3 separate regions of the Mus musculus genome follow, and regions 2 and 3 are each linked to region 1. Evidence: chromatin loops called from intact Hi-C (ENCODE). Cell type or tissue: heart. All regions are shown on one strand. Links, peaks and the distances in the headings refer to the core of each region. The heading gives the core; the rest is flanking DNA. Region 1 holds the start of Snupn (snurportin 1). Region 2 holds the start of Sin3a (transcriptional regulator, SIN3A (yeast)). Region 3 overlaps Cspg4 (chondroitin sulfate proteoglycan 4).

Region 1 (7,829 bases), core at 1,738-6,737:
GCAATGGTGTACTCATATATATAAAATAAACAAATAAATCTTTAAAAATTGTTTAAAAAATAATTTTTAGAAAGAAAGAACCAAGGCCAGGCATGGTGACACACGTGGCCTTAATTCCAGCACTTAGGAGACAGAGGCAAATCCAGTTTACATAGAGTTCCAGGACAGCTGGGGCAACATTTCAAAAAAAACAAAGAAAAGGAAAGTGTCCCCACCAGGCTGGCCTGTAAGCAAGCTTGTGGTACATTTTCCCCAATTAATTAATGTATTTATTCATTTTACATCCTGATCACAACACCCTCCCAGCCTCCCAGTCCTCCCTCTCCTTCACCCCTGAGAATGGAAAGTCTCCCTAGGTACCGGGTTAATTTACTCTATTGGTCTTATGGAGTCCCCATCCCCTCTGGGTTCTTCAATCCTTCTCCCCAACTCTTCCACAAGACTTCTCGAGCTCTGTCTAATGTTTGGTTGTGGTACTTTTCTTGACCCAGTCCACTATGGGCAGTGCCCTCGGGCAGGTAGGTGATCCTTCGTGCTACAAGAAATGAGGCTGAGTAAGCCTTGAAAAGCAAGCCAATAAGGAAAATTCCTCCATAGCCTCTGCATCAGTTTCTGCCTCCAAGTTACTGCCCTCACTCCCTCAGTGACAGACTGTTAGCTGGAATTGTAAACCCTTTTCTCTTTAAGTTGATTTTGGTTATAGTGTTTTATTACAGAAATAAAAAGCTAACTAAGGGTGGGTGTGGTGGCACACGCTTTTAATCCCAGCACTTGGGAGGCAGACATAGGCGGATTTCTGAGTTCGAGGTCAGCTTGGTCTACAAAGTGAGTTCCAGGACAGCCAGGGCTATACAGAGAAACCCTGTTTTGAAGAAAAACAAAACAAAACAAAAACAAAAAGCTAACGAAGACACTGCTTCTGGATGTATACCCAAAGGAGGCTATGTCTTCCCAGCCTTCTTTCTGCTTTCCTGTTATGTGTGGGGTTTTTTGGTGGTGGTGGCTTTTTTTATTTTTAATTTTTTTATTTTTATTTTTTGGTCCTCTCCCTCTTTAAAAAGACTTACTTTTATTTTCCATTTTCTATGTATGAGTGTTTTGCCTGTGTGTATATACATGCAACATGAACAAGCCTGATGCAATCAGAGGCCAGAAGAGGGCATCAGGTCCCTGGAACTGGAGTTACAGACATGTGCAGATCCATGTTTATTGCTGCATTATTCACAATACCAAAGAAATGGGACCAGCTTAGAAATGGAACAGAAGAGGTGATAAAAATATGGCACACAACAGCCAGGTTAGCACACCTTTAATCCCAGCACTTGGGAGGCAGATCTTTGTGAGTTCCAGGCCACGCAGGGCTGACTAACATGAGACCCTGGATCTATAAAGCATTGTTTTAAGTGAGGTAATGATAATAATTGATAGCAGGGTGTGGTGGTGCACACCTTTAAGCCCAGCACTTGGGAGGCAGAGGCAGGTGGAGTTCTGAGTTCGAGGCTAGCCTGGTCTACAGAGTGAGTTCCAGGACAGCCAGGGCTACACAGAGAAGCCCTGTCTTGAAAAACCAAAAAAAAAAGTAAATGAAAAAAATATCTAATAAAAAAATGTGGGGGTAAAAAAGATGTTTAAAAAAAAAAAAAACAGGGGTTTGGGGGAGAACATATGTGACAGGAGAGCAGAAAGAAGGCTGGGAGAAAGGTACAACAGGGAGAACACGTGACTAAAAAGGTGGTAGCCAGGTACAGAAGCACAGTCACATAACCACAGCACCCAGAAGGATCACTGCAAACTGAAGGCCAGGCTGGTTTATATAATGAGCTCCAAGACAGTCAGGAATACACTAGAGAGACCGTGTTCTCAAACAACAAAAATGTGGTGATTCACACCTATAATATCATGACCTCACTTCACAGGGTGAGGAATGAGGATGACAAGTTAAAGGCCTGGATGGGCTACAGAGTAAGCGCACAACCAGCCTGCTAACCTGGCAAGACCTTAATTATCTCAGAAAGAAAAAGAAAACAGGTTGGAACCAGGCTCACCAATACCTAAAATCCCAGCACTGGGGGGGATCATGGAGGATGGCAGGAAGGGCGGACCAGCAATTCAAAGTCAGTCTCAGATTCTTAGGGAATTCTAGATATGTGTGGGTCTATTGAGACCCTGTCTCAAAAAAAAAAAAAAAAAAAAAAAAACAGGCTGGAGAAATGGCTCAGGAGCTAGGAGCACTTGTCACTCTTACGGAGGAATTAGATTCAATCCCCAGCACCAACACAGTGGCTCACAACAAATCTGATACTCTCTTCTGGCCTCTGTGAGCACTAGACAAGCACATGGCACACATACATATAGTGAGGCACGTAATAAACTAAATCGTTTTTTAAAGGGGGTAGCTGGAATTATAACTCAATAGAGGAGTGTTTCCATTGCATGTGTGATGTCCCTAGGTCCAATTCCCAGTTCTGCAATCTGGTCCGTCAATGTAGCTAAGCAGCTGGCTTTGTAGCCCAGTGACAGTGCTTGGTTTTGATTGATTTGGGGATGGAGTGAGGTTAGTGAGCATCTTAACCATTCAAATATACAGTTCTGCAGTGGGAAGTACCTTTACACTGTTATCAACTGTTTCCATCTTGCAAGAATGCACAGGACAGGATAGGACAGGGTGGAAGGGTACTGGAGAGATGGTTCAGCCATTAGGTTAAAAGTACTGGTTGCGGGGCTGGAGAGATGGCTTGGCGGTTCAGAGCACTGACTGCTCTGCCAGAGGTCCTGAGTTCAATTCCCAGCAACCACATGGTGGCTCACAACCATCTGTAATGAGATCTGATGCACTCTTCTAGTGTGTGTCTGAAGACAGTTGCAGTGTACTCATATAAATAAAAATAAATAAATCTTAAAAACACACACAGCACTAGTTAAAAAAAAAAAAAAAAAAGAGAGTACTGGTTGCTCTTCCAGAGGACCTGGGTTTCATGTGGTAATTCATGACCACCTGTAAACCAATTCCAGGGAACTAACTGGAACTCTCTTCTGACTTTCTTCCCAGCATGGCACCCATGTGGTGTGCAGACATGTAGGCAAAACACACATACACATATGCATATAGGAAAATAAACAAATAAAAGAACAAAGGATGGTGCCATACCTCCACTTGGTAAAGTACTTGCCAAAGTGCGCACCATATTTGCACCAAGCCTTGGGTCTGAAACCCAGGAGAAAAAGAAGAAAGCTGCATTCCTATATCCTAAGACATTAAAAATACTTTTTTTTTTTTCTGTTTTGTTTTGTTTTGGGGACAGGTTTTCTGTCCTGGAACTCTCCTTGTAGTCCAGGCTGGCCTCGAACTCATAGAGACCTGCCTGCCTTCTGAGTGCTGAGATTAAAGGTATGCAACCACCACACCCGGCTAAGAATACTTTCTAAGAAAATTTGTTAAAAGTGACTATTATCAGTGTGGATTTAAGGTGTGCATCAGAGTGTTTGTAAAATAACCGGGAGTATTCAGTAGATAATTACTGAGCTTCCCCGTCAAGGTATCCTGAAGTATGCCATAGAAATGATCCCTAACAGGACCTTACGTGTCATACACCTGCAATGGCAGCAAGGCAGGAGGCCGAGGAAAAGAAGCGAACTAATTCCTAAGTGTCAGGCTCACCCAAGCCTCTTCTCCAGCCCAATAGATGCTCCCACCACACGTCCGTGAACTCTGCCGCCCTCCCCGCTACTGTCTCTCTAGCAATGGAGTCGTTTGTCTTTCGGTTACAGAATTCTCCCTGCCACACATAAATGTTCCTCATGAGTTTGAGCCAGACTGCCTGGAATACAACGACAAAAATATGGCCAAGTCCAAGTCCCCAAGACTGGCCAGCCTCCCCAGGTAACGGCTGCGAAGCCAGCCCTGGGTCATCAGAAGAAGTTTGAGCTTGCGGCTGAGAGAACGCCAAACTAGACAGGGCCAGACTTACCGCACGTCCGTACCACTCGCGCACGCCGCCAGTGCCTGTGCCGACTGACCAATTAGGTGCCTTAGCGGAGCTAGACACGCCCCGCTCAAGCTTGCACTCGAACTTCCGGCTCCGCCTACCGTGGTGCATCGCGGGAGTTGAGTCGGGCAGGACATTACTTCCGCCCTGAACTGAGCGACTCTTCTCCCTAGGGAGGGGCTTCCAGATTTGGTTTAGGCTTTTTCGGGATTCTAGCGAGATTGTCCGCGATACGGAGCCTTCAGTACTGATCGCAAACTTGCCCCGGATCCTTTCACTGACAAAACCGTGACTTCGTGGCCGCCACCTCTCCGGGTGTGCCCAAACTCGAGAGTTGCACTGACAGCCCTTTTGTCTTGCTTGTGCGATTTTCTGAATGGCTTTCAGGTTTCGAACTAATAAACGTTTCTTCCCTTCCTTTTTCCTTTCCCTTTCTTTCTTTCTTTCTTTCTTTCTTTCTTTCTTTCTTTCTTTCTTTCTTTCTCTTTCTTTCTTTCTTTCTCTCTCTCTTTCTCTCTCTCCTTTCTCTCTCTTCTCTCTTTCTTTCTTTTTCTTTCTTTCTTTCTTTCTTTCTTTCTCTCTCTTTCTCTTTCTCTCTCTCTTTCTCTCTCTTTCTCTCTCTCTTCCTCTCTCTCTCTCTCTCTCTCTCTCTCTCTCTCTCTCTCTCTCTTTCTTTGTATAGCCCTGGCTGTCCTGGAACTCACTTTGTAGACCAGGCTGGCCTCGAACTCTGAAATCCGCCTGCTTCTGCCTCCCGAGTGCTGGGATTAAAGGCGTGCAGGCGTGCGCCACCACTGCTATCCCTATTCTCCTTTCTAACATGACGCGGAAAGGGACCTGGCTCGATTCCTGATAGGTAACGTTCAGCATTTGAGTGCAGCACTTAGTCCGGTTTGAAAGTAGTTACATGAGTGACCGAGATTTAGGAGACCCTAAGCAAACCCATACATCGTGTCTGCAGGGTAAGACTTCTAGCATGTAAAATGAAAACAGGACTTGCTACTTAATGCTTATAATGTGAGCCAGATGCGTTGCTTCTAACACCTCAATGAACTGGGGTGTGGCTAGGGATGTTGCTCAGCAATCAATGTGTTTGTATAGCCTGCGCTAAACTTGCAGTGGCACCACCCTGTAATCGAACAACAGGGGGTGAAAGCAGGACTGGCTGGTAGTGCTAGCACATGCCTTTAATGCCAGCTTTCAAGAGGCAGAGAAAGGCAGATCTCTAAGTTAAAGGACAGCCTGGTCTGCAGAGTTCCTGGAAAGTCAGGAGCCCTGTGGGTGGTGGTGGGGGAGTAATTTGGCCAGGGTTGTCAGGAACCATAATGGGACAAGCTAATAACTAGCAGTTGATCATCCTGAAGTGGCCTGCTTCGGATTATTATTATTTTTTCTTTTCTTTTTTTTTTTTTTTTTTTTTGGTTTTTCGAGACAGGGTTTCTCTGTATAGCCCTGGCTGTCCTGGAACTCACTTTGTAGACCAGGCTGGCCTCGAACTCAGAAATCCGCCTGCCTCTGCCTCCCAAGTGCTGGAATTAAAGGCGTGCGCCACCACCACCCGGCTCGGATTATTATATAATTTGTGACAGGTGAGCCCTTATTAAGCGAGGCTGTAAGGGACTCATTTTAGGAGAGATTCCTGCTATTAATATGCTTCTCCTGTTATTATTAAATATATATAACAATCACTAAGTAGTAGCACACCCCTTTGGAGTAGATCTCTGTAAATCAACGAAGTTGTACTATCTTCTAGTGATGCTATATAGACAAATAGATGACTTAAGTCTTAATAATGATCCTATAAGAATTCCTAAAATTATATCCATGACTATTAAGCTCTTTTATAATAGGACTGCTATTAGGTCCTTTTCTGATAGTCAAAACTGCAATGAGAACTCTGCCAGTCTCCCTAGTGTCACCAGTTAATTGCTCTTAGATGGTAACCAGACTTTCTCCTACATTCCAAGAGGTTGTAAAACAATTACCCAAAGATTATAAAAGGGGAACTAACGATTTATTACAGGTGCTAGGACAGAAGATAAGATATTGACTGGGTTTATCTATACAAAACTTGACTTATAACTTAGTTGTGGGTTTTTTTTTTTTTTTTTTTTTTTGAGACAGGGTTTCTCTGTATAGCCCTGGCTGTCCTGGAGCTCACTTTGTAGACCAGGCTGGCCTCGAACTCAGAAATCCGCCTGCCTTTGCCTCTCCAGTGCTGGGATCAAAGGCGTGCGCCACCACGCCCGGCTTTTAGTTGTGGTTTTAAACCTTCGGTGAACCTGTGGAGCTGAGACAAGTGATGGATGTTTAGCTAGATAACTACTCCTAATGGATATGCATGGAAACAATCTGTTGTAAACTTCTATTTCAATTTATATTTGATTTTCTATGTGAACTTTTGATGTACTTTTTAACATATGATCATGTAATCTTAAAGATGTTTAAGGTCTGAGGACAAAGAGTCAGATTTGAGGGACTGAGGTGAGAGGAACGGAGGTGAGAACTGAGCTGAGAGAGGAACTGGGCTGAGGAGAGGTTTTTTTTTTTTTAAGATTTATTTATTTATTATATGTAAGTACACTGTAGCTGTCTTCAGACACACCAGAAGAGGGAGTCAGATCTCATTACGGATGGTTGTGAGCCACCATGTGGTTGCTGAGATTTGAACTCCTGACCTTCGGAAGAGCAGTCGGGTGCTCTTACTCATTGAGCCATCTCACCAGCCCCCGAGGAGAAGTTTTTAGACAACACTTTTTATATTAGAAGGAGAATGCAGAGTGGAATAACTTGGAAATTATAGGTAACATAAAATACTAAGAGAGCAATGTGCAGAATGCAGAGGGAAAGAGGAAAAAAGAAGATGTCACAGAGAGCAGAAGGAGCAGGCAGGCTTCTCCTTACCATGGGACAGAACAGGTCCCATGGTGAGGACAAGGCAGGTTTAGTTTTATTAAACGGAACAAAGCTCTTTTTCTTAAAAACACGGGTTTAATTCACTTAGCATTAAAAGGGTAGAAGCCTTTTCTTTCTCTATGCAATAAAGATTGGAGCGCATTTTTCATCCAGAATGTGTGAGTTCTTTCTGCACCGGTGCTTGGTCTTTTGCTCCATATGCATATGTCAATATGGATGTGTGTGTCAGTATATAATTGTGAGAATGTATGCAAACTTACCACACCAAGGTGCCACTCACACATACTGCCAGTACCTATGGGAACTGACCCATTTTCTGAATGACTCTGAGTTCTCAACCATCTATAACGGGATCTGGTGCCCTCTTCTGGCATGCAAGTGTACATGCAGATAGAGCATCTGCATATATACCCTTTTTTTTTTCTTTTTTTAAAAAAATTAGGTATTTTCCTCATTTACATTTCCAATGCTATCCCAAAAGTCCCCCATACCCTCCCCCCCACTCCCACTTTTTGGCCCTGGCGTTTCCCTGTACTGGGGCTTATAAAGTTTGCGTGTCCAATGGGCCTTTCTTTCCAGTGATGGCCATCTTTTGATACATATGCAGCTAGAGTCAAGAGCTCCGGGGTACTGGTTAGTTCATAATGTTGTTCCACCTATAGGGTTGCAGATCCCTTTAGCTCCTTGGGTATTTTCTCTAGCTCCTACATTGGGGGCCCTGTGATCCATTCAATAGCTGACTGTGAGCATCCAGTTATGTGTTTGCTAGGCCCTGGCGTAGTCTCTCTAGAGACAGCTATATCAGGGTCCCATCAGCAAAATCTTGCTAGTATATGCAATGGTGTCAGCGTTTGGAGGCTGATTATGGGATGGATCCCTGGATATGGCAGTCTCTAGATGGTCCATCCTTTTGTCTCAGCTCCAAAC
Region 2 (7,829 bases), core at 1,929-6,928, 130 kb before region 1:
CTAGCTCCAAGTGCTGGGACTACAGCTATATTACTCTATGTGTATGATGTATCTATGTGGGCACTCATACAAAAGTTCACCTCTAATCGCCTCCAGGGGTCAAACTCAGCTCTTCAAGCTCTAGGAGCAAGTGCTGTGCCTACCGAGCCACCCTGCTGTCCCCATTTAGTCTATATTTGTGTATATGCAAGCCAGCTCAACCTCAGACATCACTCCAAAAGTCCATTTTCCAAATAAGCTCCTTTAATGCCTGGGGGTTAGTCTAAGTGGGCTAGCATCAGGGATTCCCTCTACAATGTACTGCTCCCAGTGTTAGTTCAGGCCCAGGCTGCACTTAGATTTCCATGGCCAGCTTTTCAAGCATGTCCCAGGAATAGGACGTCTTCTTGCTTCAGCGGCATTTTTACTGACAGGTACTTCCCCAGCCCTCACCTTGTTGTCTTTAAATGTTTAATTTAGTTATTCTTAGAAAGGTTGCACAGATGTGATAGTCAGAGGACGGCGTTCGGGAGTTAGCTGTCTCCTTCCACAGTGGATTCCTGGGATCTAACTTAGTCTTAAGCGATTGCGTGGCGGGTGTCCTTACCCATTGAAGAAGCTACCTCATGAGCCACCTTCACTTGTAAAGCATGCATTTCAAAACAGAGATGTAACCCTAGCTGAGGCCAAGACAAGAGAATCACTGAGTTCTAGGCAGGCTGTGCTCCAGAGCAAGTTCAGATAAACGAGCAGCCCACCAATCCACAACTCAAAGCTGCCACAAAACTTCAAAGCTACATGGGTGTATACCACTAACAGACATCCATCCATACATGCATGCACATACAATCAAACACATTAGCGAATGAGCAGTGCCTGGCAGTACCAGGTGCAGAGTCCAAGTTCAATAAATATAAACCCTTATTACAAAAGGGAAGCTATTATTTGAAAAACCAAGCACTATCTTTTTTTGAGACAGGGTTTCTCTGTATCGCCCTGGCTGTCCTGGAACTCACTCTGTAGACCAGGCTGGCCTCGAACTCAGAAATCTGCCTGCCTTTGCCTCCCGGGTGCTGGGATTAAAGGCGTGCGCCACCACGACCGGCTCAAGCACTAACTTTTTAAAAGAACATTCAAAAGATATAGTTTGACATACTTTTAGTGGGGGGAAAACACTATACTAGATTACTGAAGACCGTGAACACAACCTCTGAATTCTAAGTAAAGTTTCCCGGCTACAGCTGCCCTGGGTAACCTTTCAGGATATTTGCTGCACTGTCAAGATGGCTGTGCTTTACCAGGAATCTTGTCAAATACCAATCTCAAGTCTTAAAAAAAGAAAAAACTTCCTTATGCACACGACTTAAGGCCTGAATTTAAAAGTATTAACAGTTTATTTTTCAAAGCTGTATTTCTGTTATTTTTCACTGTGTGTATGGATGTGGGGGTGTGCACCCGTGTCTGTGTCCTAGAGGCCGGAGGTGTCAGTACTTGGAGCCTGAGATACAGGTTGACATGGTTGCTGAAAACTGAACTCAGGTTTTCTTAGAGTAATACTCACTCTTCACCACTTAGTCTGCTTAGCCTCCTAAATGCTAGTATGCAAAAATAACAAACGTATACTGATGGATAGGAGAAAAAAAACAAGCAAAAACAAGGTTCTTGAAATTTCAAAGCCTAGGACTTGTGACTCCAGTACACAACCTATTATACACATTCTATAAACATAAGAATTATGCTCAGCAGTGGTGGCACATGCCTTTAATCCTAGTGTTTGGGGGGCAGAGGCAAGCAGGTCTCTTAGTCTGAGTCCAGCCTAGACTACAGGGTGAACTCTAGGACACCCAGGGCTAAACTTTGTTTCAAAAACAAGAAAAAAAAAAAAAGGTATGAATTAAGTCATCTGATTTTCCAAACTGTACTTCAATTGGTAAAATTAACTATGGGTTGGTCAAACTTTCCTCAAAGCCAAAGAATTCTCTTCTAGCGTTTTAAGTGTACTCCATCTGTAGTACATCCAAGTCCTTATCTTTTGGGCTCCACCTCCATTCTGTTACCATGGCTGGTGTCACTTCTTTAGCTGAAAAGTGAATATTTAACCTCTTCATTAAGTACAGCACAGGGCACAGTTTTCAGCCTCTACTGAACAAAGAACAAATCCAGAATTTAGCTTCAGAAATTACACATGACTATGAGATTAGAGAGATGGCTCAGTGCAGACTGCTCCTGTAAAAGGACCTAAGTTGGGTTCCATGTCAGGTGGCTCAGAACCACCTGTTATCTCCACCTACAGGAGATCTAACATCCTATTCTGCCCCCCCCCACACACACACACTTTAACATAAATCTTTTTTAAAAGTGGTTTACACATACTCAGATATCAATACATAAATTAAGAATTCGATGTTCACTTTTCATGAAGTTCTCGAGTAAGATCATCTAATATGGTTACATGTGCAGTAAACCAACAATGGCCAAAGTAACTCTCTAACACAGGCCGGTAAGCTATGCTACACATAGGTTTCATACAGTTCAACCTACTTAGTATCTAAAAAGAGCAACATGAAGCTTTAAGGACTAGAAGTTACATAAAACCAAAAGAGAACACAAAATTCTAAGTTACCTTTGTGAAACTAAGCTTATGTAACAAAACCTTCTGTAGGTGAAATCAGTCAAGAAATCAGAGTATTTTACTTAAAGAGAGTTAAATCTTTGACTTAAAAAAAAAAAATTTAGCCTTGGGGTATAGCCTAGCGGTGAAGCAATGCTTATGTGCCCTAAACTCACTCCATCACTTACAATCATAAATTCAATACTTTCTCTAGAAATAAAATCTCAGATTTGTTAGGAGCTCAAATGGTAAACTGAGTTTAAAGTCCTAAGCTACCAAAAATGGTAGCAATTTTTAGGTATCAACCCGTAAAGGCGCAGTAGCTGAACATCAAGGGAACTCCAGGGAAGGTTGGCGCCCTCCACAATTCCAGTCCCTGATCACTCTGCCCCTCCCCCACCGGCCACTGTCGGGGAAGCAAGGGCACAGCACCAGCCGCACCCCACCGCAGACACTCCAGAGAGGACGCTGAGTATCTCGTCCCAATAATTACAACGAAGAGGAGCAGCTGACCACGCTTCTACTCTCCCTAGCTGTTAAGGCGCCATCCATGGTGTGTGAAGCAAAGTAGAAGACTACAGCTACGGGCCACGATGCCCCAAGCAGAATGGATGAAGAAGCCACAGCATAAAGTCCGGACACCTCCACCGTTCCCAGTCTACAAGGGGCCCTCCCACCCACGGGGATGCTGGGAGGAGCAGACACGGAGCCCTGACCCCCTGCCAGACGCCACAGCGGGCTTTCCCCAGCTCCTCTTCACTGCTAAGGAGGCGGAAATCCCGGAGGGGGCGGGGCGGGAGGGGCGTGGCATCACAGCCCCGGACGCGCCTTCCGGCCAACCGGATCCCGCTAAGGCGGGGGAACACAGGCTTCACGCCCCCTCGCCACCGCGCCCTGAAAGCCACACGCCGGGACCCTCTTCCCGTCCCGCACGCCCCGCGGACCCAAAGCAGTTCAGCCAGTGGTCCCGCCCATAAGGGAGAAGGGGCGGGGTCACAGCCGCGGGCCTTTAGCGCGAGCCCGTCCCGCCCCTTTCTCCACCACCGCACGCGCGCCGGCCCCGCCTCTGATCGGCGGGACTAGGACCCGCCCCTCCGTGCGCACCGGGACTACGCTCTCCTCCCCCTCCCGCACTGAGTGCGGCTCCGCTCCGCCCCCCACAGCCACGCACGGGAAGCCGAGGTCAGCCCCCCCGAAAAACACACGCCCTCCAGTCCCGGGTTACCCGCCACCCAGCTGCTGGGCGGACCGCGGTGCGGCGTGCTCTCACCGCAAAAGCTCCAGCCACTCAGCCTGTGCGTCGCTCCCGGCGTGAGCCTCGCACCCAGCACGGAGGCCCCGGAACGGCGCGGGCACAGGCCCGCAAGAGCGGACTGGCAACCTCCTTTGCGCCCACGAAGCGGTCACAGGCCTGGGTGCCCAGACTGGGAAGGAGGGAGGGAGGGAGGGAAACTCTAAGGGGGGAAGGGGAGGGGGGAAGATGGAGAAACCGTCTCTGCCGCCTCTACCGCCGCGGCCGCTTCTCTGTTACCCGGGAAATCCCGCCCACTCTCCCGGCCCGCCCCGCCGAGGGAAGGCTTAACCTCGCTCCGCCACGGGATATATTACCCATCCGTCAATGGTTTAGCCAATCACTATGCCGCAAAGACCTACTCCCGCCCTCTTCCCTCGCTGGGAGGGGAGAGCGAGCCGCTCACCTTCTCCACGCCCCTATTGGCGGGGAGAGTCCCTAACTCAACCCCGCCTATTGGAGACTGATTGCCGAATCCCTCCTCCGGGCTCTAATACTATTGGAGGAAGAGGAGTACCTCTTCACATCTCATTGGAGAGTCTCACATATCCCTCCCCATACCGCCCCAGCCACAGGCCTAACAAATCGGCTCCCGCCTCCGCCGGTCCCTGCATTGGAAGACTACCTTTGCTTCTCTCATAGCCCCAGGAAGGTAAGTAACCAATGTGGGGTAAAAATGTCCTTAAGTGAGGCCGACTCCACCCACTACACGGCTGGGCCAGGCCCCGCCCCCAATGATCTGATTGGACTATCTTGGCGCCGGTAGGAGCCGCCATTGGACACGGCGCCGGTCCAGGAAGGAGACCATTCCGCCCTGCGCGAGGATGCTGAACCTTAGCAGTCCTTTTGTGGAATGTTTACACTGGAGACTGAACCTCAGCGTTCCAAGGCCGGGATCGGAGATGGCGGGGAGCTCAGCGGCCGAAACCCGAGGCTTTGAGATTTGAAAAGGAAAAGGCAGTAGTATTACCCGCCGTGGAGAATTAACCAAAACAATGACAGAAAGCCTTGTCCTTCCTACCCACTTATTTTTACACTTTCACGGTCTTCTAAACACAGCCATCTGGAGCACTCAGCAGCTACTTTCAGCAAGCCGACTCCAAAATTAAGGTCTGGAGCTCTAATCTGATCCAAAAGCCCAGATATTACTAGCTGGTCACTAGGGCTGACTGAATACTGTGACACTGGGACAACCAGAATCTGCAGCCCTCAGGGGGCGGAGATAACCCAGCGGAGGCCTTTAAATGTCACCGCCTGGGCAAGCCTCCGGAAGGCGGAGCATGAAGGGAAAATGTATACTCTATTGGTCGGGTAGATCCAGGGACATTTTAAACTGGAGGAAGAGAGGCTGAAAACCTCACACAGACCACTGCATAAATAAACCTTGAGTGTGCACTTACGTTCACAGAAGGAGTAAAAATTCCAGATTGTGTGAAGGATATGGTCTTAAGAATGACTGTTCAAGGGGAAGGGCTGTAATCGCAACCATTCGCGAAAGGGCAGGAATAGTCTGAATTTAGGAACCCTAAGGCCAGCCCTTCAAAAAAAAGGGGGGTGGGCATTCCTCCTTAGCAGAGTGAGTTAATGGCGGTCTCTAAGCCTTCTGGGTAAGTAACAATGCCTGAACACAAAAAGTGCTTTGAAATACCTAGTTCTTGGGCTGGTGAGATGGCTCAGCGGCTAAGAACGCCGTCTGCTCTTCCAAAGGTCCTGAGTTCAAATCCCAGCAACCACATGGTGGCTCACAACCATCCGTAATGGAATCTGATGCTCTCTTCTGGAGTGTCTGAAGACAACTACAGTGTACTTACATATAATACATTAATTAATTAATAATAATAATAATAATAAAGACCTAGTTCTTTTATTTATTCACTAGTAAGGCGTGGGCCCGATGCCGACCTTGCTTTGGGGAGGCTTTCGCTGTGCCATGAGAGGTTAGGTGGGATTAGTCTTACCGCATTCTAGAGCAAAAGGGGGAGAGGGAACCTCCCTAGAGTCGAGTGTCCCCAGGAGATACGACACCGGGGAACCGTTTCGTAAATCCAATACTGTCCTCCTGTAAATCCTGCGGAGACTGCCATAAACAAGTGTTGGCAACAGGTGGGTCTAACTCCTAGGATGGCTTCACGGCGTGAGGCCATAGTAAAGAGTTGTGAACTCCAAGAGTGGCCGACAGGTGGGAGCAGCCACACCGGTAGCCAAGCCAAGCCCTGTTCCAGGACAGTGCTCTAAAATAAGAAAAACTAGCCAAACCGTTCCAGGCTGAAGTAGCACTCCAAAACTGACAGATGCCTATCCTTAACTGAACTGCCTTACCCACCAGGCTGGGTACCTACCATACAATGTACAGCACTCCCACCACGGTATCAACAAACACCCCCGAATCCTTGCTAGAAATGAGCCTCACGGACTTCCCTTGACTGCAGCGACCGAGGTATCGTAGATCTTGCCAAAGGTTCCATTACTAGGTTGTCATAATCTTAGATTCCGCCGACTAAGGATCAAGATTGCCTTGCACAAGGAATTAAGGATGCGGCCAATGTCCAAGCTTTCTGAAACTTAAATTTAAGGAAGTCAAGGGGCACGGAGAAAAACAGCAAAAGTTGATCGGGCTGGAGGGTAGAACTCATTCCCTCCCCTCCGTGCAGCAGCCCTGGAGCGATGCTTTCTGGAGTAACAGCGCAATTGTCGGGCTTCACCTCGAAGGCTAGCCGATCCCTAGACTCGGAAGAATCTTTGTGTGCCTCCAAGGCTTTCCCCGCCCCCCTAACTAAGGGCGCGGAGCCTGAGACTTCCGGGCGGGAGGGAAGTTGCAGGGAGCTAAAAGGGCCTCAACCATGTGCTGAGCGCGCTCACGAGAAAGGGGGGGCAGGGAGGAGAACGTCTCCTCCTAGCTTACCCCAGAAGGGGAAGGCCTATCCAATTCGCCAATCAGAAACAGGGACGGGGGCTTGTACCTCACGTAAGCCCCAGGAATCCTCCCTCCGCCCTTCGAAGAAAAAAAATTTTAGCAACTTAAACTCCAGTCCAACCTCCCGATAGGCGGAGCTCTAGAGAATATCATCCAATGCATACACGAGAAGGGAAAGAGGGACTCGAATCCAACCAGTGAAAGACAAGAGAAGGCGGAGCCTCTGGAGAACCCAAAGTGGGTGGAAGAGGAAATGTCCCCGCCCCTCTCGGGTCCCCTCCAGGCCGGTTGCACAAGCTCCCTGCAAGAGATAGTAAACAGTCTTGGCCAGGCAATGGAGGCAGAGATGGCCGCGCATTTCGAGAACTGGCCCTGCGCCTGCCCTCCCCGCCTGCACCGCCACTGCACGCAGTTTGCTCCGGTGCCCCGCCTCTCGGCCCGCAGCCGCCATCCGGCTGACAGGCGCGCCCCTCCCCGCCCGCTGATGCATTTCCTTTTCCCTATTCCAAGCGTGGAGTCTGTTTTCCCAGTTTCCGACCTTCACTGCCCCTTTCAGGCCACCCCTTCGTGAGCGCGCGCGCGCACAAGGCTGCCCCCTCCCCGTACGCGGCCCTGTGGCACGCAGCGGCACCTCGCGGAAGAGGGAGCCCCGGCAGCACACACACTACTCAGGGAGGGGGAGCAGCCGCCGCGGCCGTGAGGTGGGCGGGGAAGGAGGCAGCTCCATGTTTGCGAGGGGATCAGCTGGGGCCGCGAATTGAATCCGCCGAGTTCCTAGAGCTTTTCTACACTCAGCAAGCGCTCCACGCCGGACCGCAGTCTAGCCGGTTCTGCAGCCGAGTACTTGCTAAAATGCCGTGTTCGGACACACCGGCAGCTCCCAGGCTAGTGGCTGGAACCTCTCCCGCCCCAAGTCTCCTCCGGCAAATACAGCCATTGCCCCCGCCCCCAGAGTCCTTAACAACCGCGGGCCCACGGTGCCCGCGCCTCCCCAGAGCGCGCCCACGACCCTTCCAAGTTTGCCGGCAGAAGCA
Region 3 (7,829 bases), core at 1,413-6,412, 59 kb after region 1:
TTCAAGCTCTGTAGCTAGGCCCAGATGTGCCCCAGTGGCCTCACCTGAGACTCTATCGCCATGACAGCAGCTCTGCTGTTGAGTGGCTCAGGGAAAACCCAGAGACTTCCTTGGCTCCTTAGCTCCTTTCTCCCTCCCCACCCAGGTCCTACCTGGGTTACTGCAAACGTTTTCTCGCTCCTGTTCTGCTCAAGGCCTCGGCCCACCGCCTCTACAGTCCTAACACAGGGTGAGCCTTTGAAAACATTCGATTAGTTTCCTGCTTTTGTTTTGAACAAGGGTCTTACTATGTTGCCCAGGCTGGCCTTGACCTCCCAAGCTCGAGTGATTCTCCTGCCTCAGCCTCCCAAGACGCTGGTGTGTGCCACTGTGCCAGATTGAGGCCAGTTCTGCTCACTGCTGCATCAGCTCCACTAACTGATCACGAAGACTCCATTGGTATCCAGGAGACCTCACATCAACTTTATGACCCATTCTTTAGGGCCTCCGAGTTTATGTTCAAGCCCAAGTAGTATTCTTTGTTTCTGTAAAGAAATCTGTTTCCTGCCCCTTCTGATCAAGACACACCCTCATGCTCTACCTCTGTTTTCCCCTTTTAGGAGGGAAACGCAGAAAGATTTTCCTTCCAGCAAATCAGGGCTTGCACGATAGTAAACCAGAAACGGAGTGGGGTGGTTGTGAGTGAGCCATCTCAGAGTCCCAGAGCGCTGCAGTCGGGTTGTGTTGTCTACACCGGGAGCTGATCTGCGTTAAGGGAGGGGCGTCCCCTCAGCGATTTGCTTCGAGAAGGAGTACAGGCTTTTAAAGAATTGGTTTATCAGGTTCCTGAGAACTTTCCTAAGGCTTCAGCGGTGACAACTGATGTGGGCCAGATGTGTCCTAAAGGATTGAAGGCTGTCAGTTGTAAGTAACCTCTAGTCTAGGCTGCTGGTGGGCATGGTGGGAAATGGAGCCCCTCCCCTGCCCCCAGCAGTGGTGGTGGAGGTCAGCGTGACACCTGGCTGCCTGTTGGTGCTCCTGTACGAGAAGGCCCTAGCGAGCAAAAGGCAAAACTCGGGCCAGGTGCGGGGACAGTATCCTTAGGTGAAGGGAACTCAAGGCTTAATCCTGGTCTTGCTTCTTACGAGCCATGATACTGAATAAAAGTCACCAGACTGCATATGCACTTCTTTATCTACAAACTGAGGTTACCTGAGCCCTTCTAGCCCAGTGTCTTGAAGGGCAGTGGTACTGTCTGTCAATCCACTGCCTACTGCTGCCTGACCTCTGCCAGGGGAGGAGGGTGTCTGTGCCACGTAGCCTCTTTCCAGCCTTCTTGGGTGGCACTGCCAGTCTGGCCCCCTGGTGGCCACAGCCTTGTGTCCTTCGTGTTACTGGAGCATGGGGGGGGGGTGTGTGTGTGCTGCTGGGTGGGGGAGGGGCACCGTGGCTTTGTCCCAGCCTCTCCTCCTTCCAGGACTCTGATAACAAGGCTCCCAGTGACTCAGGACATACAGCTGCCCTAGCCACTGGCAGATTTCATTGTGGGGAGGGGTCAGAAAGGGGCTATGGTAGATGCTAGGGCCTGGGAGAAGTGAGAACAGAAGCCAAAGAAGCAAAAGAAGTGCAGGGTCTGAGGAATCTTACTTGACCCTCTTTAAGGCAGCTTCCTCCTCTGAGCTACCTGCTGGGTGGGAGCTGCTCCCCCACACCCCGCACCTCCCCCCTCTGTGTTCCAGTACTTCTCAGGAGGAGCGCACACCCTGATGGGGTAGAAAGGAACTTGTGGGGCCCAGGAGGCCTCTGAGTGCTGGAAAGGGACCCGGAGGTGGGTCCTGCCCTTTTCAAGGGTCAGGGTAAGCCCTGTTGGAAAGTTCTTGGAGCAGCACCATAGTGCTGCAGATCCAGTGGCAGGGCCAGCCATGTTCTCTTGGATCCTGCTCATGTAGAAAGAATAGGGGTCATGCTGTGACCACGTGGCCTCTAGGTGGGAGCACCAAGCATGCTGTTTGCTCTACCGTAGCCCAGAGGAGCTGCTCACAGTGCCTTAGACCCTGTGGGGACCAATCCGTGAAGAGTGATGACTGCTGGCTCACACTAGTTAGCACCGACAGCCCTGGCATCTCAGCCGCTCAGTCAGCCTCAACATGCGGCTGGAAATTATAATTTTGATCGGTGGTCCTGGTGTGCCCTAGGGACTCTGCTCCGAAGAGTAGATCTCAGTGTCCCTCAGACTGGCCCACTCTGCCTGGGACTCATCTGCATCCAGCTTGCTTACATTCTCTGGCATCTTTCCTGAGTCCCAAGCTCAACTTTATCCCAAACTGTCCAGCCTAAGTGAGCTCATGCCCTCACCAGCCGCTGGGGTGCCTCTGGCCCTCCTTCCTGGGCCCTTGTCAGCCTCTGGGATCCAGCTGTGGCTTCCTTCTGGAGGCCTAACCCTGAGCTGGGACAGGATCCAGAGAAGCTAGCTGCCAGTGAGGTGGATGCTCCAGCTGGCAGCCACCTGAGGTAAGGTTGGGGTCTGTGTGGTGGCTGAGGAGTGAGGCCCTTACCTCAGCCTGGGTGAAGTTCACCAAGACCTCCTCTGCACTTCCTTGCTGGGCATGGAGGAGTCGGCCAAGCTGGGGGCCTCTTACCACCCGGTAGAGCAGGTGACGAGGGTCAGCGCCTGTGCTGGAACTGGCGCTCAGGCTCTGGCTGCTGAGCGGCTGCACAGACTCTGTGAAGCATGGAGGAGCCTGTTAGCTTTTGACAGGAGCCCAGACAAGGGTCCTGGGCTACCATCCTCCATTCTGCCTCGGCTAGCCAGCATGCAGACCTACCTGGACAGACGGTCAACTTCCGGGTGCCCTCCAAGGAGAGGAGTGCCTGCTTCTGGGCCACCACTCGGAAGAAATGTCCAGGAGAAGTGTGTGCGCCGTCAGAGAGGTCGAAGTGGAAGCCTCCTTCCAGGGCTCCTGAGCACAGGGTGGGTGGAGCTGGGTCCTGTTGGCCCAAGGTAGCTCCCTCCCCTCAAGGTACCCCCACCCCAGGAGGCTGGAGAACCCTCTCAGCACCCACCTCTGTGTGAGAACAGCACAAGCCCACTGTCCAGCTGGGCCTGTGTGAAGCGGTGGACCTCGGTGTCTGGTGCCACCCTCAAGGCGATCCGTCCGTTGCTGGGCTGCTCGATGGTGTAGACCAAGTCTTCTGGGCCCGAATCATTGTCTGTTCCCCTGAGGGCCTCAGGAGGGATGGGCACAATGGCCCCCTCCCAGATCTAGGGACACAGACCGTGAAAGTCCTGTCCACATTGTGTCCTTTCCATCCCTTTCCTCCTGGCCCTTGGACTTTCACCAGGCCCCCAACCTGCTCTGCCCGGCTGTCATGGACACCTGTGCCATTCTGAGCCTTCTTTCTCATTCTCCTTTTCTGTCACGCAGGTTCCTTCTCCACCAGCCCTGATCTTAATTGTACCTCAAAGCCAGACCACAACCTCCTGCCTAGAAATGTTCCTGTTTGGTCCTTACTTCAGAGATCCCTGTCCCTGACCAAAGGTGCTGCCGGGTCTCCCTGGTGGGGGGGCCTTCCCTTTCCTCCTGCCATGGCATATACCATCTGGCGCGGGTGGGCACAGGACAGAGGCAATGGTGTTGGCCAGCGCAGAACACTTAGAAATAGGCTCTCCTGCCAGTTGAAGCTCGGGAGGGAGGCGGAGAGCGGAGAGCTGATTCCTGATTCCTAGCTGAATCGGCTAGGAATCCACCCGTGCAGTGCAGGGGAGGCCCCATAGGCTACCCACCCACGCAGGGCAAGGTCTTCTTCCAGAGCCCTGTTCCATGTGGCACAGGGCCAGTCACTGAGGCCATTCTGGGTACGAGGCCCTCATCTCAGAAAACGTCCTTCTAAAACCCAGGAGCTGCTTCTCCCTCCCAGAGTCCGAGAGTAAGTTAAAACCAGTGTTGGACTCCAGGGGGCTAACATGGGTGGATATTGCCACCTAGTGGCCAATTTACCACACATCATTTCCAACTTAGGCATCCCTTAGTTATCTAGACCCTCAGCCTATATATAGGGAAGCTTCGTTGTGATCTTTATTTGCTGTGACCCTCGAGCTCCCAACCTGCAGCCCACAATACAGGACTTATAATACATTTCTTTAGGTATTTTGGGCCTGAGACATGAGGGAAAACCTTTCTGTGAACAGGTGGGTCCAAGGACAGGCAAGGTCAAGGATGGTCTTTCTAAACCAAGACTGCCCAGTAACAAAACCTCACAACTGCGTTTTGTTTTCAGCACTGTATCACATCTCTCCTTCCAAGTTTGTGGTAGTGAACCCATTTCACAGAGGATGACACTGAGCCAGAGAGAAGGGACTCTAGTCTCTTTCTGGGACCAGAGATGGGATAGGTTCAGGAGTGAACTCACTTGCAGGCCTGTGTTTGTGGTGAGAACAGGGGGTTGGTCATTAACAGGAAGGATGGTGATCGTGAAGGCCACGGGCTGGCTCTGGCGGTCCATCTCTGAGGCATTAGCTAGCAGAACAAAGGCGTCTGTCTGTGTCTCACTTCCATCATGCACGTAGCGGATCAGCTGCTCTTCCACCTATGAGGAGACCCAGGATTGGTTGTCAGGCTTCAGCTAGCCCAAGACTCAACAGGGATCTTGGGACCAGCACCCTTAACGTCCCATTGTTAGGTACAGGAGACAGATCCCTTTAGAACACATTTCCACAGGTAAGAAGTGTGTATGTGGAGAGATGGCTCAGTGGTTAAGAGCACTGACTGCTCTTCCAGAGGTCCTGAGTTCAATTCCCTGCAACCACATGGTGTTTCATAACCATGTGTAATGGGATCTGGTGCCCTCTTCTGGTGTGTCTGAATAGAGCAATGATATATATTACATTCTTAAAAAAAAAAGAAGTGTGTGTGTGTGTGTGTGTGTGTGTGTGTGTGTGTAAACAACAACGTTTCCATTTCTCAGGGGAAGACTGAAATTAAAGCATAAAGCAGTGCCAGTAACTAGAGCCGAGGAGGCGCAGGTGTCTCCGGTACCTCTCTCCAGGAGAAGGTGCTGAGGCTCCCATCTTGAGAATGATCCTCCTTCTGCAGGGCCCCGTGCTGCGGTGGCTCTAGCACCTGCAGGACAAGGCCTGGCAGCGTGGGGAAGTAAGGCCCAGTGATCTGGACCAGAGGAGGGGCCAGCGTCCGGGTGCCGCCCTCGGGAACGCTGAAGTTTTGAACATCCAGGGGGATGACTGTGGGCAGCACCTCCAGCTCCACAGAGATGCCTTCAAGAGGATCACCCAGGCCCGAGGCCACATCCAGGGAGAAGGAATCACTCCAGGCTCCAGGGCGAGAGTGCAGGTAGAGAACCCGGCCTGAATTCACTGCCTCCTGGGAGAAGCTCTGCACAGGGTCCAGGCTGGGCGGCTCCTCTGCTGAAGCGCCGTGGGACACCATCACCAGGTAGCCGGCGTTCGGGGGGCTTCTCAACGAGAACATGATGTCGGCAGGCAGCACTGCCTCCTGGACCACCTAGTCAACAGAGACGATGGGGACAAACGGGGTCACAGGCTGTTGTGGACCTCAGGTGGCAGAACAGGCTCGGTCGCCACGTGTGGCTAATGCTTTGCTCAGGATCTGCTATAGCTGACACTATATACCACAAGAGGGCGCTCTCACCATACCTAGCAGCACAGGCTCCCAGGTCTTAAGCAGTTTGCTGATTTGGTCCACCCCAAAGGAGGCTGAGTACTCCTTCAATGCCTGCTCTACCCACACAAAAAAGTCTAAGCACCACTCTTAAACTACACTGCACTTCTGATTCTATGCCTTTGCAGAATACACCCCCCCCCACACACACACTTTTTAAAGATTTATATGTAAGTACACCGCAGCTGTCTTCAGACACAGCAGAAGAGGGCATCAGATTTCATTACGGATGGTTGTGAGCCAGCATGTGGTCGCTGGGATTTGAACTCAAGACCCTTGGGAGAGCAGTCAGTGCCCTTAACCACTGAGCCATCTCTCTAGCCCCCAGAATCCATTCTTTTAGCTTGGAATGCCATCTGCTACTTTTTTTTGCTGTCCATACTCCATACTTTTCTCTTTTCTCCACTCTTCTCCTACCTCTTCTTTTGTCTGGCCTGGAACTCTCTTAATAGACCAGGTTGGCCTTGAATTCAAAGAGCTCTGCCTGCCTCTGCCTCCTGAGTGCTGGGATTAAAGGTGTGCACCACCAAAGCTTGGTTCATATGCTGCCTCCTCTGGTGTGGACACTTCCTGACATGTTTAGTCATGGTCTTTCTCAAAGTCCAAACACTCAGAACTGGAAGGGCCTCAAAACTGGGCCTTCACAGTAAGGCAGTGAGCCAGCTGGTCAGCATTGCGCTGTGAGCTCCCTGAGTTAACAGACACCATCACAGGCCCTCACAGTTCTGTTGTGGAGTCTAGGGAAAGAGCTAAGGACCTGTGGATCTGAGGGGCAGCGCTCCTAAAGGTCACCCCTCATGGTAACCTCATAGGGACTGTGACAGGATATACACTCTTGGTCTCTGCTTCAGAGATTCTGTGGATCTGGCTGGAACCCAGATTTTACACGGCTATCCATAGCAAGGACACATGTATATGTGATCTCTGGAGGTGCGTGACACTTAACAGGTAGGTGTATGTTCCTAGACACATGCAGAACTACAACACATACAGGTGACTACTGAAGCTGTAATACTCCTAAGACCTGCATCCCCACAGGAACGCCCCCCTCATGGAAGTACCCTCAGCTTGGCAGGCCTCGTGCACTGCCTTACCTCTAGCTGGTCCCTTCTGATCTCAGCCGCTTCCCCCTGGAAGACGTAGATCTTTTTGTGCTGCACCAGTTGCAGTGGGGCCAGGGGACCCTCGAGGGCAATGGTCACTTGTAGGAAGGTGTTAGTGTGTACTGGCCCTGCTGCCACAGAAAACGCCAGGGTGTCTTGGGGGCTGAGGCTGCCATTGTGGCTGTAGAGGATGGCCCCATCGAGCAAGTCCCGTTGGGAGAAGGAGGTGACTGACTGGCCATCCCGGAGCAGCTGCCCCCACTGAGGACCAGCGGTTACATGGTAGTGGACCTCATTTCCACTTCGTATGTCCAGGTTGGTGTCCAGCTGGAGCACAGCAGTGTCAATGGTGCCCTGGCCTCCTTGAGGAACCACGAGACTAGAACTATTGGCTACGTGAAGATAGGGTTCTGAGGCTTGGACCTCCAGCATGGCAGTAGCCTGGTGCTGCCCATCAGACACCTGCAGCTGGAGCCAGCCGTGGTCGGCCCCCGAGTGCACAAACAGGACTTGCTTCTTCCTGAGATCCTCTTGGGTGAACCGGTAGATGGGCCTCGTGGGCTCCTCCATAGCCACAATGCTGCCAAAGAGGAGGTCCTTGCGGGTCAGCACCAGTTGCGCATCACTGAACCCTGAATCAGCATCGCTGAAGGCTACATCATCTGTAGTCAGCAGTCGCTGTCCACCCCGGGCCACGTGGAAGACACGGCTAATGGTCTGCACAGGGGCGTGGTCATTCACAGGCTGGATGGCCACTCGGAAGACACCACGCACCTCCTCCCAGGCCATGTCACCACTGCCCTCTCCCTGGCGTGTGGCCACAAACGGGATATCATCCTCTATGGTCTCAGAGTCATCGTGCTGGTAGACCAGTCGGCCATGAAGTAGGTCCTCATTAGTGAAGGATGTCACTGGGGTGGACTTCCCCTTTGGGTCCCTCCAAGCCAACTTGCCATGGTGAGGCTGCTCCATCACCTCATAGAGATAGCTGGCGCTGTTGAGACTCTTGACGAAGAGGTGGTCGGCAGACAGCACGCCCTCCCCTCCCTCG

What was found. Peaks named below come from ENCODE experiments on the same cell type or tissue, not always from the same donor. Only the 100,000 strongest peaks of a DNase experiment are listed, where the experiment ranks them.
Region 2: a loop joins it to region 1, with 3 times the contacts of the local background. A loop is called at or near these places in 9 of 42 quality-filtered maps.
Region 3: it touches region 1 in a loop (3-fold over the local background); 9 of 42 quality-filtered maps call a loop at or near these places.

Annotation. Positions count from the first base shown.
Region 1 is chr9:56,947,093-56,954,921 of GRCm38, reverse strand. It overlaps Snupn (snurportin 1), which reads right to left and starts at 4,014. Exons shown (of 9, transcript NM_178374.4): 1 at 3,969-4,014. In heart, for the core only: no CTCF peak of the experiment used is centred there; a DNase peak (open chromatin) is centred at 4,051; H3K4me3 peaks cover 2,213 bases; H3K27ac peaks cover 1,945 bases.
Region 2 is chr9:57,072,662-57,080,490 of GRCm38, reverse strand. Sin3a (transcriptional regulator, SIN3A (yeast)) reads right to left here and starts at 4,115. Exons shown (of 22, transcript NM_011378.2): 1 at 3,861-4,115. It overlaps 2700012I20Rik (RIKEN cDNA 2700012I20 gene), which reads left to right and starts at 4,442. Exons shown (of 2, transcript NR_152107.1): 1 at 4,442-4,533; 2 at 4,648-5,288. In heart, for the core only: CTCF peaks have their summits at 4,604, 6,045 and 6,895; DNase peaks (open chromatin) are centred at 3,580, 4,240, 5,120, 6,090 and 1 weaker place; H3K4me3 peaks cover 4,444 bases; H3K27ac peaks cover 4,031 bases.
Region 3 is chr9:56,887,727-56,895,555 of GRCm38, reverse strand. It overlaps Cspg4 (chondroitin sulfate proteoglycan 4), which reads right to left. Exons shown (of 10, transcript NM_139001.2): 3 at 6,770-7,829; 4 at 5,016-5,498; 5 at 4,390-4,566; 6 at 3,043-3,241; 7 at 2,805-2,939; 8 at 2,535-2,701. Among named protein-coding and RNA genes, the nearest start is that of Cspg4, 27 kb to the right of the region's middle. In heart, for the core only: CTCF peaks have their summits at 3,964 (motif pointing left) and 5,622 (motif pointing right); DNase peaks (open chromatin) are centred at 3,845, 4,505 and 5,565; H3K4me3 peaks cover 998 bases; H3K27ac peaks cover 1,077 bases; H3K27me3 peaks cover 871 bases.